Linked DNA regions of Homo sapiens: regions 2 and 3 are each linked to region 1. A link is a contact called in ENCODE Hi-C or POLR2A ChIA-PET data. All regions are on one chromosome and are shown on one strand. Each heading gives the region's core, a stretch centred on a gene start or an enhancer-like site at or near the end of the contact. The rest is flanking DNA. Distances are from core to core; before and after follow the strand shown.

Region 1 (4,754 bases), core at 902-3,401:
ATCACAACTGGAAAGCTTGCTCTATTTGTCTTGTCAGCTTTAATAAAAGGCATCTCTCCTCTGGCAGGATGGCTTCTTTTTCTCTTTTCCTAATAGTGGTAAGTGGCATGTCAAAGAAGAAATCGCTTCCCATTCCACCACCCACCTCCAGGAGACTCTTGTTTTTTGAACCAAACTTTCAGGAATATCTCCACTCCTGTTCAGCGGTTCATTTAGGACTTGGGCGGCTACCTGAGTAAGACTATCTTGGACTAGCGGGATAGGGGGAACTCCCTCCTGGTTCTGTAACCGGCGGACTGCTTGTGGGGAAATCTTCCCATCTTCATCTGCGCTGACATTATTCAAGCAGGGAATCCCTCTCTTGCCTGCATGCTGAGGGGAGGCTGGAGGCAGGCGGAGAGGGCCCGCAGGAGATAGAAAAAACTGGAGGCGCCCACCGATACCCTCTCTCCTGGAGCCCGGGGCGCGCACCAACTCTTAGGCTAACCCCTCGGCCTCCCGCCTCTCTCTTCCCAACTTCCACTCCAGCCCAGTGAAAAACCTGTGACTTTAGATGCAATCGGTACTATTAATAAATAGCACCTAGGAGGGCACCGAGACCGGCACACAGCTGGAAGCTAGCCTCTGTCCCAGAGAAAGCAGTGCGGTATGGGCCTAGCGGGGCCGACTTCTGTGCACAGGCCGGGAAGCAATAAAGGTTCGGAACTGCTCCAGACCCGGAGGACCCCGCCGGGCACTCTGGATAACCTCCCCACTCCACTTCCAGGGTCCGAAAACACGGGACGTCTGCGACTGGCCGGTGTCCAGCACGCGCACTAGGACCGCCCCCGGCGCCCACCTCTAGTCTCCCGCATACCCGGCGGGCTTCGGGACGCCTACAAATCGGTTCCAGGTAATCGCGCGCGTTCCTCCGGCAGCACATCGCCAGGCCGCGGGCGAAGGGCTCCCACCTCCTGGCTCGGCCAACTCTGGCAGCTTGTTCTGCACACATGACGTAACCCGGCATTAGATCAAACTTTCTGGCACCTTGAACCCACTGGGGTGGGTGGAGGGATGGAGAAGATGGGAGAATCCTCTCCACTGCCAGGCGCGCCGGGCCCAGACTGACTCAGGGGCCGAATGATTTCCTCGCAGTTGAAGAGGAAAATAAAAACCTAAAGCTTCCGCTTCCCAGCCCCCCTCACTTCCCCCAGCCCGTGCGCTCTCTCTGCGCGCACCGGGAAAAGAGAAGGGAAAATTAAAATTAAAAAAAAAAAAAAAAAAAAAAAAACTTTGGGGGATGTTTGGCGGGTTCTCTCCGCAGTCCCTGCGGACCCACGCTCCAGGAAGGAGCTCCCGGCTGCGCACACTGGGGGCTCCCCGCGCCGGGAACCGGATGCCAGCCAGATGCCGGGGCTGGGAAGCAGAGAAGTCCCTACTCCCCGGCTCCCGCCCTTTTCCGAGTCTCCCGGCGCCCCGCAGAAGCAGTTGGTCTAGGCAGCCCCGGGGACTCCCAGGGGTACCTGGCCTTTCCGCGGCGGCTTAACAAAGAGGGGCGCGACGCGAGCGCTTCCCGCCGACGCCTCAAGCCATCAGCGCCCGGGCGACGCAGGCTCCGAGGGTGCGCGCCGCCAGCGGTTGGTGCGCGCCGATCCCCGCCGCCGCTCCTTCCGCAGGGCCCCGAGGCCCGGGTAGCCCTGGCTCTCCGCCTGTTATCGGCTTACCTGGGGTTGCTGCTGTTCCAGTAGACAGCGTAGCGGTCGGCGACGGCCTTGGAGCCCGGGTCCTGGCTGAACACACACATCCAGAGCACCAGAAACACCAGCGTCAACATCTCCACGTGCAACATCACGCCTGGCCAGCGGCGGAGCCCCCGACGCGCCACTCCGGGGAGAGAGCGGGGATCCGGAGGGAGGGAGGCAGGCAAAGGGACAGAGAGAGAGCGGGCGCCAAATAAATATGAATAAATAAAAATGAAAGTGGGCGAGAAAGGAAAGAGGCGCCCACCAAGCTGGGGAGGGGTAGGAGAGCGAGAAGAAAAGAAGGCGGTGGGATGGGGGGTGATAAAGACAAACTCGCACCCCCACTGGAGGGTTCAGGAGGAAAAAGGAATCACAAGATGGAGAGAAGCGTGCGTGTGTGTGGTGGCGGCGGCGAGGGCGGGGGAAGAGGTGCCAAGCTGTGTCTCGGGCGGCGGCGGCAGGCCGGTCACCCCGGGAGAGGGAGGTGCGCGCCGGGCCGGGCGGCTGCAGCGCGGGTCGGGGCAGGCGGCGGCGCGCGCTGCACAGTCACCGGGAGTTGCGCGCCGCAGCCGCGGGGAGACATACACCGGCCCGCCGGGCCCGGCTCAGCGTCGGCGCAGCAGGCTACGCACGGCTCCGCCACCGCCCGGGGCCCTCGCACTGCGCCACGCTTCGCTCCAAGTTACTTTGGCGGCCGGTGGGAAACTGCAGGAGAAGGGCGACGTGCTGATAGAGGGCTTCGCGCTTGTGGTCCCGGGAGTCTGAGAACCCCTTTCCTCAGCCTCCTCTGTGCCTTAGCGGGGCGACCCCCAGAAATCTCAGAGGAGTCGTAAGTGCTGCGGTACCGGGCGGTGCGCCGAGAAGGGTGGGGATCCGGAGCCGCAACCCAGCCTTGTCGGTGTCCTGGAACTGGTTAAGCGGCAGCTGCGCCGGCTTTCGAAGCGGTCTTGCCTCGAAAACCTCAAAGAAAAGTTTGGCTCTTCGCGTCTTCCGGCAGGTCCCCCAGCAGAGTCGGAACGCGGCGGTAGCGGAAGAGGGCACCCCGGGGGCTGGCCGAGCCTCGGGGATTTCTCGCGCGTGCTTTCCTTGGCTGGGTGTGGGTGCACCACAGTGAATGAAGAGCAGAGGTTAAGACCAGCCGGCCTGGCAGAGCTGGGATTCCTAAACCTGCAAGACGACGCCAACCCAACTGTTCGGCTGGAGAGCGGGAGGGGAAACAATCACTTTCAAATGGATCCCTCCAACTCCTGGATGGGCCGATGTCAGTCTCCGATCGCCTTCCGAGAGGGAGACTGAGCCCCCACACGCGGTGCCAAGAGCCCGGGGTGAGCTCTCAGAAGTGTCCCTGCGACTCCAGCGGGTCCAAGCCTAGCAACTTGTAGAGATGCATCAATCAGTTTGAAATGGGAAAAGAGGAAAAAAAAAAAGCGCACGAGCGAGTGGCACCTCCCCGATGACTACATCAGAAAACCTTCCCGATCCTCCCGCAGCTGCTCCTCTTTCCCTCCTTAGGCACAGCAGCAACAGAGGTGAAAACCACAAACCGAATCCTAAAACCCCTACCCAGGCGGGAAAATAAATAAACTTGAGTGCAGCAGCAGCAGCACGAGCAGCCCAGGAGGAATTGAAACGACTGGCAAGAAGTGGAAAGGGTTTTGTAAAAGTCAGTTTTGCAAAAGAGGGGGAAAAAAAGAGAGCGAGAGAAAAAATGCTTTATGGGAAAAAAAATCTCCTCGGGCACGCCCCCTCGTTAATGACTTGCGTGGAAAGCCGACAGCGGCGGCGACCCAGTGGCAGCAGCCTCAGCAGAGCGCGAGGCCGCACGCGTGAACGTGGACGTGGGCGGGGGGATGGGGCTCCGCCCGGGCGTGTTGCGCGGGACGCGGGACGGGCGGGCGGCGCGAGCGCGGGTGTGAGCTCCGGACGAAGCAGGGGGAGGTGCCGCCAGCCCGCGCCCAGCCAGCGCTGCTGCCGCTGCGGCCCGGGTCATGTGGACTGTCTTTTTTTTTTTTTTTTTTTTTTTCCTCCTTCCAAGCAGTTTACTTGGGAAGGGTGGGAGCGCGGTGGGGGGATAGCTGGAGCAACCAGTCAGGGAACGGCCTACTGTTTGCTTACAGATTGGGGGTTTTTCCTCTCTCTTTACTCCAACCGGATTGGTTTGCTCCACGAGAAAGAGGCGTTTTCCTAATCTCCCTTCCCCACGCCTCCTACCCCCTCCCCCGCCCCACCTTCTAGAAACCTGACTAATTGAATTACTGGGAGTGCCGAGGCGCCCTCTCCTGCGCCGGAGCCCGGCAGCCACGTGTAACCCTTTGGGTGCTGAATTCCGTCTGGGCTAAGGAATGATTTGACATCTTTTTACCTGGGAGTAGGGTCTTTCGATTTTAAAGGAACCTGTGCCCACCCTTTGGCTGGAGAGCCGGCATCTGTCTCTGGTGCCCCGCAGGTGACGGATGGGCTGGAACGGAGCCTCAGGGAGTGCGCGTTCCTGTCCATTCCACCCGCTCTCCACGCCGCACGCTGCCTGGCGCTGGGTTATCTGGAAGTCTGAGCACCCCTCCTGTGCCTTTCAGCCCTCCTCTTCCCACTTGGGATTTAAAGATTCTTGGGCAGGAAGCAAGTTTTCTTTAAAGTGATGCTCTGAAAACACGTTTTTAAAAATCAGGCAAATCACAGTTTAAAGTGATTACAATTCAGCGCGAACCTTCCACAGAGAGGAAATGAATGCGGCAGACGAGCCCTTCAGAAATAACCTCACACCTCTTCCATTTCAACCTTGAGGGTGATTTGCTGCCCACTCCCCAAAGAATAAACGCCTTTATCGAACCCGGTGCGGAAAGAAATGAGGGCCGGGGGCGGGGGCTGTGGGAAGAAAAGCAGTTCCTTTATTGTTGGAAAAGGCCCCTCGGTCCTGGACTTCAAGGGCAGGTTGCAAGCCTGGTCTTCAGCCGCCACTGAAGAGCGATCTCCTGGCAGCGAGACTGTCCCAGCGCCTCGGGACGCGTCCCCACTGTCGTCCAGCGCCCAGGAAGT
Region 2 (4,754 bases), core at 1,232-3,731, 4.4 Mb before region 1:
TTTCTCCTCTATGGCCGCAGCTCTCACCAGGCTGGCCATGCTGCCTGGGCCCTGGACTCCAATAACCCTGCCTCTTCTCTTATTTCTCCAGCTAGAGGTCGCAGTTGCTAGTTTCTGGATTACTGTGCCATCTCCTGATTAGCTTCTGACTTTTCCTATCACCTACGTTACCAATTTCTTGCATTCAATTACTTCTGTAGATACTCAAAATGGTTTCTGTTTTCCTGGTTAGACCCTGCTTGAAACAAATGAGTTTATAGAAAAGAAGGTAATGTGGTATTTCTTGCACACCTGTCTTTGTAGATTCTGTTTTACATCATTATGTTGTTATCAAATTCACCTATTCTGTTCTCTCAAGCTGGTTGTTTGCTAGCCGACATCATTTACATCAACGTAGTATAATATTTCCCAGGCAGCTGACATTTTAAAGTCATTTTAAAGGGATTTTCTGGAAAGGATGCCTTGAGGCAAAGACATAACTTACACAAGGAGTGTGTGAGATGGAGCTTCTGAGTCCCCAAATTCAGAAGGCCTTTCAGGGCTCTGGGTCTATTCTACATTTGGGCCTAACCCTTTATATGAATGCCATTTTTCTTTATAGGTTGAAGAGATCTTCCTAAAACACTAAAAAGCTCTGGGAAGGGATTCTGCATTAACTTGCACCTCTTATATGCCCCTCAGCCACGGCACTTGCAACCCACATCCAATCCGAGTGAAGACAATACCCAGTCAGTATCTCTAGGTGGCATAAACATATCCTTGATGGAGCCACACATAAAGCTATTATCAACCATTACTGCATGGTGAATTGGTTTATTAGGTGTTCTTTGTGACACTCAAGAACTGACTTAGGTTCTGATTGGGTGAAGATTCAGGGTTAGGATGGGAGCATAGAACACCACCCAGGGAGGGAGGCAATTTGGAGACAATGCCCTCAAGAGAGCTAGCCTTGAGCCTAATAAACTAAGAGGGGAACTTTATTGCTTTTGGCCAAAGCACACTGCCAAACTCTCAGCGCAAAGGGCAAGTACAAGACATTCTTCTGAAAAAGTTATAAGATTTCAGACAGGAAGAAATGAAATTAAGTCTCTTAATATAAAATATACAATGTTTTGGAGGTGGTTTTATGAGAATGATCATCAGGACAATACACTATTGTGTCAAACAGATTATAATCGGAAATAATTCTCGGTGTATTCTCCTAATGTACTGATGCAAAAAAAGTTTCTTCATTTATTTATTCATATTATGTTGTGCTAGCTTCTATATTTTTGAAATTACATGCAAATCTATGTCGGGAAAAAAAGTAACTGATGTTTTGTAAAATTGTTTAGGGAACATTCCTTAAAACTTATTCTTCCCTCTACCTTCCTTTACTTATTTTAGGGCACATAAGCAGTAGCATAAAATGGCTTATAGCTGAGCGGCCTCCGGGAGTGGTTCTGTTGGACTAGAGGTGTTTATATATTTTTTGCCTTTATATTATCAGGAACATATGTAGATTCTGGAACAAGTGTGAATCAAGACTCGTTTAAACTTATATTAATCTACTCCAGATTTATGTCTTTTATGTTAAGATAAAGCATTTTGTCTTTTAAAAAATAAAACTCTCTTGATTGGACACTGGTACCGAAATTTATAACACTTATAAACAATTTTGGGGTTCACCGACTGCGTACACATTCAGCCTTAGCCACTCAGTAGGCATATGACCTAAACTTTCTGCATTTTTAAAATGTGGATCATAATTGGTTACTTCCTCACAGAATGGTTATTGAGAGATGTAAATTTGGATATGCATGCCAGTAAATATTCTTATTGCTGAGCTTAACCAGTTCGGCAGAAATGTACATGAATTGAGAGAAGCAAATCTTCATCAAAGAAAATAATTTATTACAATAATAGACAAGATCAACATTTGTGCAAATTAAAAAATAGTTAATCCAATCAGAATCTGAATTTGAACTCCCCCCCCCGCCCCACCCCGCCACCTTCACTGGGTATTACGAGTTTTCGTAGACTGATCCTATAATTTTTAATTTCATGGCCTTCTAGTTTTCTGTACTTTTGCTTAGTGCTGAGCCCTTTAAGCAGAGACTCACAAGTGACAAATATCAGCACACCACTTAACTGAGGAAGCCGGAGTGTTCCCAGGTCCGCAAGTTGGAGCTCTTTAGTTGGAGTGCTGGGTTTAGACTAGAGAGCGGGTGTTGCGACTCCTCCTCCCCACCACCAGTCAACAACCCCGCCCACCCCCGCCAACTTCTTCTGGCCTCTTAGCGCCTTTCTGCAGCCAGCCGGCCCGCCCTTCCTCCGGGTGTCTGAGAGCTGGGCGCAGGAGGCGGGCTCAGCGCTGACGGGCTGCGCCTCTGCAGCCAGAGGGAGGAGGCGGGAAGGCGGGCGGAGGAGGAGGCGGAGGAGGAGGCGGAGGAGGGGGCGGGGACTAAGCAGGGCGGTAGCTGGCGCCGAGCGCGGTGGGAGAGGAGAGGGTACCCGGCTGGCTCGGCTGGCGGCCTCTGCCTGGATCTCGGCGCCGCAGTCCTGCGCCTCTCCCGCCCCTGTCTCCCGCTCCGCAGCCCCGGGCACGGCGGAGGCAGCGGAGCCCTGGGCCATCGGTAGGTTGCACGGGGACGACGGCTCCGTCTGTAACCTTTTGTGCTGCAGAAAAGGTGGTGGTTATGGGGGGCTTGGGGGAGTGGGTTTGCCCCAGGCTCCGATCCCCAGTGCCAGCCCTAATCGCGGCGCCGCCCCTTCCTCTCCGCCTCGTGTCTGGGCCGGGCGCACGATGCCCGCGGTGCTGGGGAAACCCGGCCGGACCAGCTTCTGCGATGGGCGGCGGGGCGGCCCCAGCGTCCCTTGGCCTTGGTGGACCGGTTCCCAGGCACCCGAAGGGGACTGGGGTCTGGTAAACTGGGTGGGGCCCGCGCGGGGTGCGGGGAGCTTGCGGTTCCCTGGCACAGGGGTGGGGCCGCAGACGCCGTGAGTGTGCAGCGCGTGTGAGTGTGCGGGGGCGTGCGCCCCCGTGTGCGCGCGTCGTGCGCTCGCTGGGGAGGTGCGGGGACTCGGCGACCCGGAGCGCCTCTCCCGCGGTGCCGCGGTGCGGAAGTCGGGGCGCGTTGGCGCGCACGCTCGCTCGCTCCCTCCCTTGGCCGCTGTTCCCGCACCGCGGGGCAGCGGGCCTGGAGGCCCCTTTGAGAAGTAGCTTTCCCCGGCCGGCGGCACCTTTGGCTGCGTGCCCGGCCGCGCTCAGGGTGCGACTGCCCGGGTCAGATAGCACCTCAGGGCGAGCCCCGGCGGTCTGATCTCGCCGACCCTCCTCGTCCTGGTTGCAACCCGCGTGCGAGGCCGCCCGCGCCCTCCGAGTGTCTGCCGGTGCAGTGGGGGTGGACTGGCCGGCTGTGGCCGTGTGTGCGCGTGTGGATTGGGGCCCGGTCCGAGCCAGAAGCTTAAGCGGCAGATGTCGGGCATTGCCACCCTCGCCCCACCTGTCGCGGGTGGACTTTGGGGCAGGTGGGAAGCGGAGGAGAGGGGTTTCGAGGCGGGTGGCAGTCAGACCTCCAGCAACGCGGCCCCATTGTGAAGCTGCCAAACTCTCTCTAGTGGTGGAATCTGCAGGTCTCCGCCAGAAAGGAGATGGGAACGCGAAGGGAATGATGGCCCCGTCCTTTTCCCCTTGCTAGTGTTCCACACGCTTAGGGACTCCCTGCCTCTCCTTCCACCTCAGTTTTCAACCCAGTGGGTTACTGATTTGGGTGGAACCAAGATTTCCGTGTGTGTGTGTGTGTGTGTGTGTGTTTGTGTGTGTGTGGTGCACAGGTAAAGCTGGAGCTGGGAACTTTTTATTTGAGCAGGAAGAATGGAGGCATTTTACAGTGTGCTTGCCGCTCCTAGCTGAAAGAACAATTCTTGCATATTTCTGATGTTACTAGACTCATTTTCCTTTTTTTTTTTTTTCCGAAGAGCCAACCTACAATTTAGGGTTGTTAGTTGTTTTATTTTCTCAAATCCTGTAATGCTGGATTGACACTATAGAGGTAGAAATGACCCTTTTGCAAAGTTTATTTTCCCAGTCATTTCAAAATATAGTATTGGTTATTACGGCAGAAGCTTTTGGCCGCGATTTATGATTACACTATTAAGTTTAATGAATGTGTCACAGAATCCTCAGTGTTTTAATTATGTAACTGTGAATGCATTATAAACTGAAAAGTAAAATGAACAGGATGGAATATAAGAGTTAATGAATACAGAGACCTGTTAATTTGATAATAATTGATGTATAGAATATGCTTTTGCTAACAGTTTATTTAATTGCAAATGAAAGTGTTAGTAATTATTTCAGTGTATAAGATATATTTATTGATATTATATAACAGTCAATGAATTTGCTTATTTTCTTTGTATATTTCTGTGTATTTTAGAGAGCTATTATAAAATTAACTCAAAAGTACTTAATATGGTTAGAGTAATAAAGCTTTATGTACAGGGTTTAAAATTTCTTTGCTGATTTGTAGCTGGGGGTGAGGTGGGGGATCAGCTCCTTTCCTCCAGAGAGAACTTTGATTTTGTCACCAGCCTATCAAAATGAGTACCTGGTTTTAAGCCTTCCCAAAGATTAGCCAATTCCACAGTGTACACCTGTTCCATTTTGATGATACTTCCTAAGAGACAAATTTCTTGTAAAGGCTGCATGTTGACCTTTAGTTCCACTTACTGTCGGTCATATTTGCAGTGAAACTGAGTATTTTTCTAAA
Region 3 (4,754 bases), core at 615-3,114, 3.1 Mb after region 1:
AATGCAAGCACCTTGTCTGGCTTATTTATCATTCTATCCTTATTGCTTAAAATAGTATCTGACACGAGATAGGTGCTTAATAAATATATTTTTGTTAAACAACTGTATGGATATACACTTTAAATAATAAATTATTAATCAATAATAATTATTTGATATTTGCATTCCTGCTTATTTTTTTCCTATTATGAGCAAGCATGCCATAAACATATGTATGTTATCCATGCCAGAAACATGTAAAAAACCCCTATATTTGTTTTCTAAGATTTTGGAGTCAAAAAATATGGTTATTTTTACAGTTTTTGATACATAGTGCCAAACTGCTCTCCATCAGAAAGTTATGTTTTATATCACTTCAGAAATTAATGAAAGCTACTTTCTTCTCACCTGGAAAGACAATGTGCATTTTCCCTTTTAAACACCTTAATACGTGAAAGATAATTAAGATTTACCTTTTTTCAATTAGTAAAGGACTTTTTATATGATATTATCTATTTACACTTCCTTTTTTTGTATGAATTGCCTCTACATGTCCTTTGCTCATATTTCTGATTTGCCTTTATTCATTGGTATGAACTCTTTGTACATTAAAGCTACTGTTCCATTGTTTAAACCATGTTAAAATGTCATTTTTCTGTTTGTGATTTGCCTTTCAATTGTGATTACTATATATTTTAAAATTTACTATATGGACATTTAAATTTTATACAGTCAAGAGACTCAACACCTTTGCCCAAGCTGCATCGCAATCAAATTTAAGAATGTCAATTCGTTATTTAAAAATGTTAATTATACATTTTAATGTACGCTATCAAAATATCTCATGTAACCCATAAATATATACACCTACTATACACCCATAAAAAATAAAAAGTGATAAAACCACAGAAAAAAATGTCAGTTCAATCAAAACAAAGTTGATTATCACTCTCAATCAAGGTTCGCATCTGGAAGATCGAGAACTGCACGTCAGAGTTCTCTTGGAAAAGCTCTAGGAATCCTGGGCTTCCAACGAGTTGAAGGAACATAGGATGAAACCATGGAAGTCTTCCTCAGATCTGGGGAGGGAGCCTGGCCCAAGAGCCCGTGGAGCTAATGAAAACAGGTAGTAGGGGACGCTCTACAGTAGTCCTCTCAGTTATTCAATTAGAGGTCCCAATTTTGAACGATATAACTGGGATTTCAATACCCTGAGTGATTTAGACACATCAGAAAAAAATACGACAGAAAACTATAGTTTCTTTACAGCCTTAGAAAAGGAAAACGCGTAATTTCTAACTCCAGGAGGACAGTATTCGAGTACGTGGGTTTCTTTCACCCCCGACGTGCACTTCAACTTTTAAAATGCTTGCTCTGGTGGTCCACAGTACTTTCGCGTTCACTGGGCGGTACCATATCTCTCAATAGATTTGATCCAAAACCCCAAGTGCGGGAGACAAAGCTAGGTGGAACGTTATTAACCCTCCACAACTCCAACCTCTACTAGCTTCCTCGGAGCAGGCGAGGCACCAGGCCCGTGAGAAAACACTGAGATCTGGGGCGTAGCTGTGACATGGGGTATTTCTGGCCGGGATCTCACCGGGTAGGCTCCACCCGCGGGTTATCGGCTCCCTCCAAGAAGCATCTTTGAACTCCTCCCATGCAGGCCCTATTCCTACACCAGTTCTCTTTCTGGAATCTCTTTGGTACTGTGTTTCATTAATCCCACAACCATATTCCCACCTATTCCCTAACGACAACAAACTTTTAAGGTCCAGGTTACCGCCGCGTCTCCCTAGCAACCGTGCCCTTTAATGGTTGCCGGAAGAGGCTATAATCACGTGCTCCGAAGACTTCCGGGTTTCCAACGTGACTTCCGGTTGTCAGAATTTACCCCTGACGCGGCGGCGGCCGACGGGAAGCTGTGTGTGCTTAGGTCGTGGTGGCCCCGGTGGTGGTGGGCTCCGGGCGGGCTCGCGTCATCCTGCCCCCGCTGCGATGCATCCGCGGCGCCCGGACGGATTTGATGGCTTGGGCTACCGGGGTGGTGCCCGGGACGAGCAGGGCTTTGGCGGCGCCTTCCCTGCAAGGTCCTTCAGCACCGGGTCGGACCTGGGCCACTGGGTGACGACTCCCCCAGATATCCCCGGCAGCCGCAACCTGCACTGGGGCGAGAAGAGCCCGCCCTACGGCGTGCCCACCACCTCCACCCCGTACGAAGGCCCCACGGAGGAACCCTTTTCCAGTGGCGGCGGCGGCAGTGTGCAGGGGCAGAGCAGTGGTGAGAAGCATGGGGACCGACACAGGGATGAGGGGTTACTGGGGCCGCGGCTTGCGGCCTGCAGACCCCGGAAGCGGCGCAGAGGATCCCGCCTCCTATTCCTTCTCATCCTATCGCGCGCCACACCCTTTGCCCTCCTTTGGTCCTCTGCCCCTGAGGCTGGCCTCCTCTTCCTCACAAACGAATTCTCCTGGATCAACTCCAAAAAAGACATCTGCCTTAGCTATGGGGTGCATAGCAGGAATTTTTAGAGGTTTTGGTGTCTCAACTGATGGTCTGAGTTAAAAAGGAGATTGGATTATTAACTGTTCCCTGATTCACTTTGGCAGCTCTATTTTCTTGATTTAATTAATTAATTAATGTGTTTACTTGTAGTTTTGTGTTCTGAAAAGAGAAGCCTTTCAGCATAAGCATACTTGGGTTCAAACTTGGTTGTGCCACTCGTAATCTGAACAACTTAACCTCTGTGAGCCCTCAGTTTTCTCATCTTTAAGATGTGTAGAAGAATCCTGTATGGGACACATAGGCTAAAAAAAAAAAGTTTCCTTCCTTTTCCTTTTTGAACACAGGAGTTTTGTCTGCTTTTCAGATCCCCAGTCTAGAAAGTTTCCTTCCTATAATTTTCCTTTCTGCTTTCCTTCTGCTGACCTAAAAACTACATATAAAAGTTAGAAACACTGATACAATTTCAAGATAGGACTTCGGAATCATGACATAATTATTCTCCATGGGATGTCAGAAAAGCTGCAACACTGCATGATGTAGATATTTTCAACATCCTTTTTTATTCATAAAATGTGAATAATGGCTACCTCTTTCTATTCTTCTGGAATTGTTAGAATAATAGATTAATGGTATTAATATTAAATTTATTGTAGAAATCAGCTTTATTCTTATTTCCTCGACTTTGACTTGGAAGTACAATAATATTTAACTAAGAAGAACAGACTAACGAATGTCTAGTGAGTAAATGAGGATGTGAAGAAAGATAGATGACTTACCTAGCTAATTGTCATACAATTAGCTTTTTGACTCTTCCCGGTTTAAAGTTATGCTTTGGTGGTTACAATGAGGAGGAGTTCCTTGACACAAGCAGGGGTTTATTTTGCAGCCTTAACAGGTGGGTGAATGTTAATTTTGCAACAAAGATAGACACCTAAGAGACTTACACAGTAAACAAGATTAAACCTTCCTAACACCTTCCAGAAAATGCTAGTAGCATTTTCTGTTGCTATTTGGGGATGATCTATACATACAAAATGGGTAAGGCCGGGCGTGGTGGCTCACGCCTGTAATCCTAGCACTTTGGGAGGCCAAGGCGGGCGGATCACGAGGTCAGGAGATCGAGACCATCCTGGCTAACACGATGAAACCCCGTCTCCACTAAAAAATAGAAAAAATTAGCCGGGCGTGGTGGCGGATGCCTGTAGTCCCAGCTACTCGGGAGGCTGAGGCAGGAGAATGGCGTGAACCCGGGAGGCGGAGCTTGCAGTGAGCCGAGATCGCGTCACTGCACTCCAGCCTGGGCGACAGAGCGAGACTCCGTCTCAAAACAAACAAAAAAAGGTAAAATCTAAGGTAAAAGTACCGTAGGTGGGTAAAAGAAGCTTTCTATTTAGCTTATACATTTTTCTAGGGTAAACTGCGTAATTTCCCAGGAACATGCTTAGGTGGCCTTGTTCTGATTGAAAGGGAATAGTGAGGGCAGTTGCTTCACTTGAAAGAGAAGAGGAGAGAAAGAATTGTAACTTGTGAATATTGTATTATAGTTAGAATTTGATGTCTGGTCCCCTGGGGTTGTAATAGTTCACCACTATGACTTTGAGTTTAGTCAAGAAGAAAGGCTTTTCTCTTTTGACATATGCATAGGAATGTTCCCAGCTGTGAACTTTTCCAGTAACATAACAGACATACCATCTGTAGTAGCATTTAGGTATCCAGTAACCTACTCCAATTAATTAAACAGCTAGCCTCAAACTATTTAAAACTTGAAGAGATGGGGGAGAGCTGTATTTACCCATTTTGGTTATCCCTAAGTACCCTTTCAAGTTAATAATTTAGAGGTGCTTTACTTGTAGTTATTGGTTTAATAAAGTGCTCTCCGTCAGTAACAGTGAATAACTAGTTTTACAGCATAAGAGGTAAAGTCGCAGGTGGAATATCAGCTGCGGCCAACCATGGAAAATTTTTTATTTGATTGGAATCAGAAGCTGAAAACTGGTAGCCCTTAGGTTCTGTCCGGATATTTGTTTCATTAGGCCAAGACAATGTGTTAACAGTTTTTGAAATAGTTGTCCAGGACTTTAAAATTGGAAGCTTTTATATAAAATGAGAATATCTTTTTTTGAAAAAATTACAACTTCAAAACCCTGGGCCCACACTCTAATGTGGCAACAATGAATTGGAGTGAAAGCGTAATTGTGCTTTAAACACTCTACACCTTGCAATTTGCCACAGACCCCAGCAGAGTCCTTCATTCATTTAAATTATTTAC

Evidence for each region. A loop is a pair of places that touch in the nucleus more often than their neighbours do. ChIA-PET counts read pairs that join two places held with the same protein, here RNA polymerase II (POLR2A). Pooled maps may share reads with other maps.
Region 2: a loop to region 1 is called in a pooled map, with 6 times the contacts of the local background. The contact joins the promoter of MACIR here to the promoter of EFNA5 in region 1. A Hi-C loop is called at or near these places in 1 of 37 single-sample maps with no recorded cell type and 5 of 50 pooled maps. POLR2A ChIA-PET finds 5 or more read pairs at or near these places in 1 of 52 experiments (SK-N-SH).
Region 3: a loop to region 1 is called in a map with no recorded cell type, with 4 times the contacts of the local background. The contact joins the promoter of SLC25A46 here to the promoter of EFNA5 in region 1. A Hi-C loop is called at or near these places in 1 of 37 single-sample maps with no recorded cell type and 2 of 50 pooled maps. POLR2A ChIA-PET finds 5 or more read pairs at or near these places in 1 of 52 experiments (PC-3).

What each region holds. Positions count from the first base shown.
Region 1 is chr5:107,668,786-107,673,539 of GRCh38, forward strand. It overlaps EFNA5 (ephrin A5), which reads right to left and starts at 2,152. Exons shown (of 5, transcript NM_001962.3): 1 at 1,704-2,152. The coding sequence starts at 1,828. RefSeq lists enhancers at 1,305-1,384, 1,785-1,914, 2,625-2,764, 4,505-4,754 and silencers at 1,545-1,614, 2,185-2,234, 3,595-3,664.
Region 2 is chr5:103,256,282-103,261,035 of GRCh38, forward strand. It overlaps MACIR (macrophage immunometabolism regulator), which reads left to right and starts at 2,482. Exons shown (of 3, transcript NM_033211.4): 1 at 2,482-2,615. RefSeq lists silencers at 2,143-2,652, 2,863-3,242.
Region 3 is chr5:110,737,143-110,741,896 of GRCh38, forward strand. SLC25A46 (solute carrier family 25 member 46) reads left to right here and starts at 1,865. Exons shown (of 8, transcript NM_138773.4): 1 at 1,865-2,260. The coding sequence starts at 1,978. It also overlaps a transcript of TMEM232 not described here. RefSeq lists enhancers at 1,448-1,497, 1,748-1,877, 1,888-1,957, 3,202-3,703, 3,704-4,203.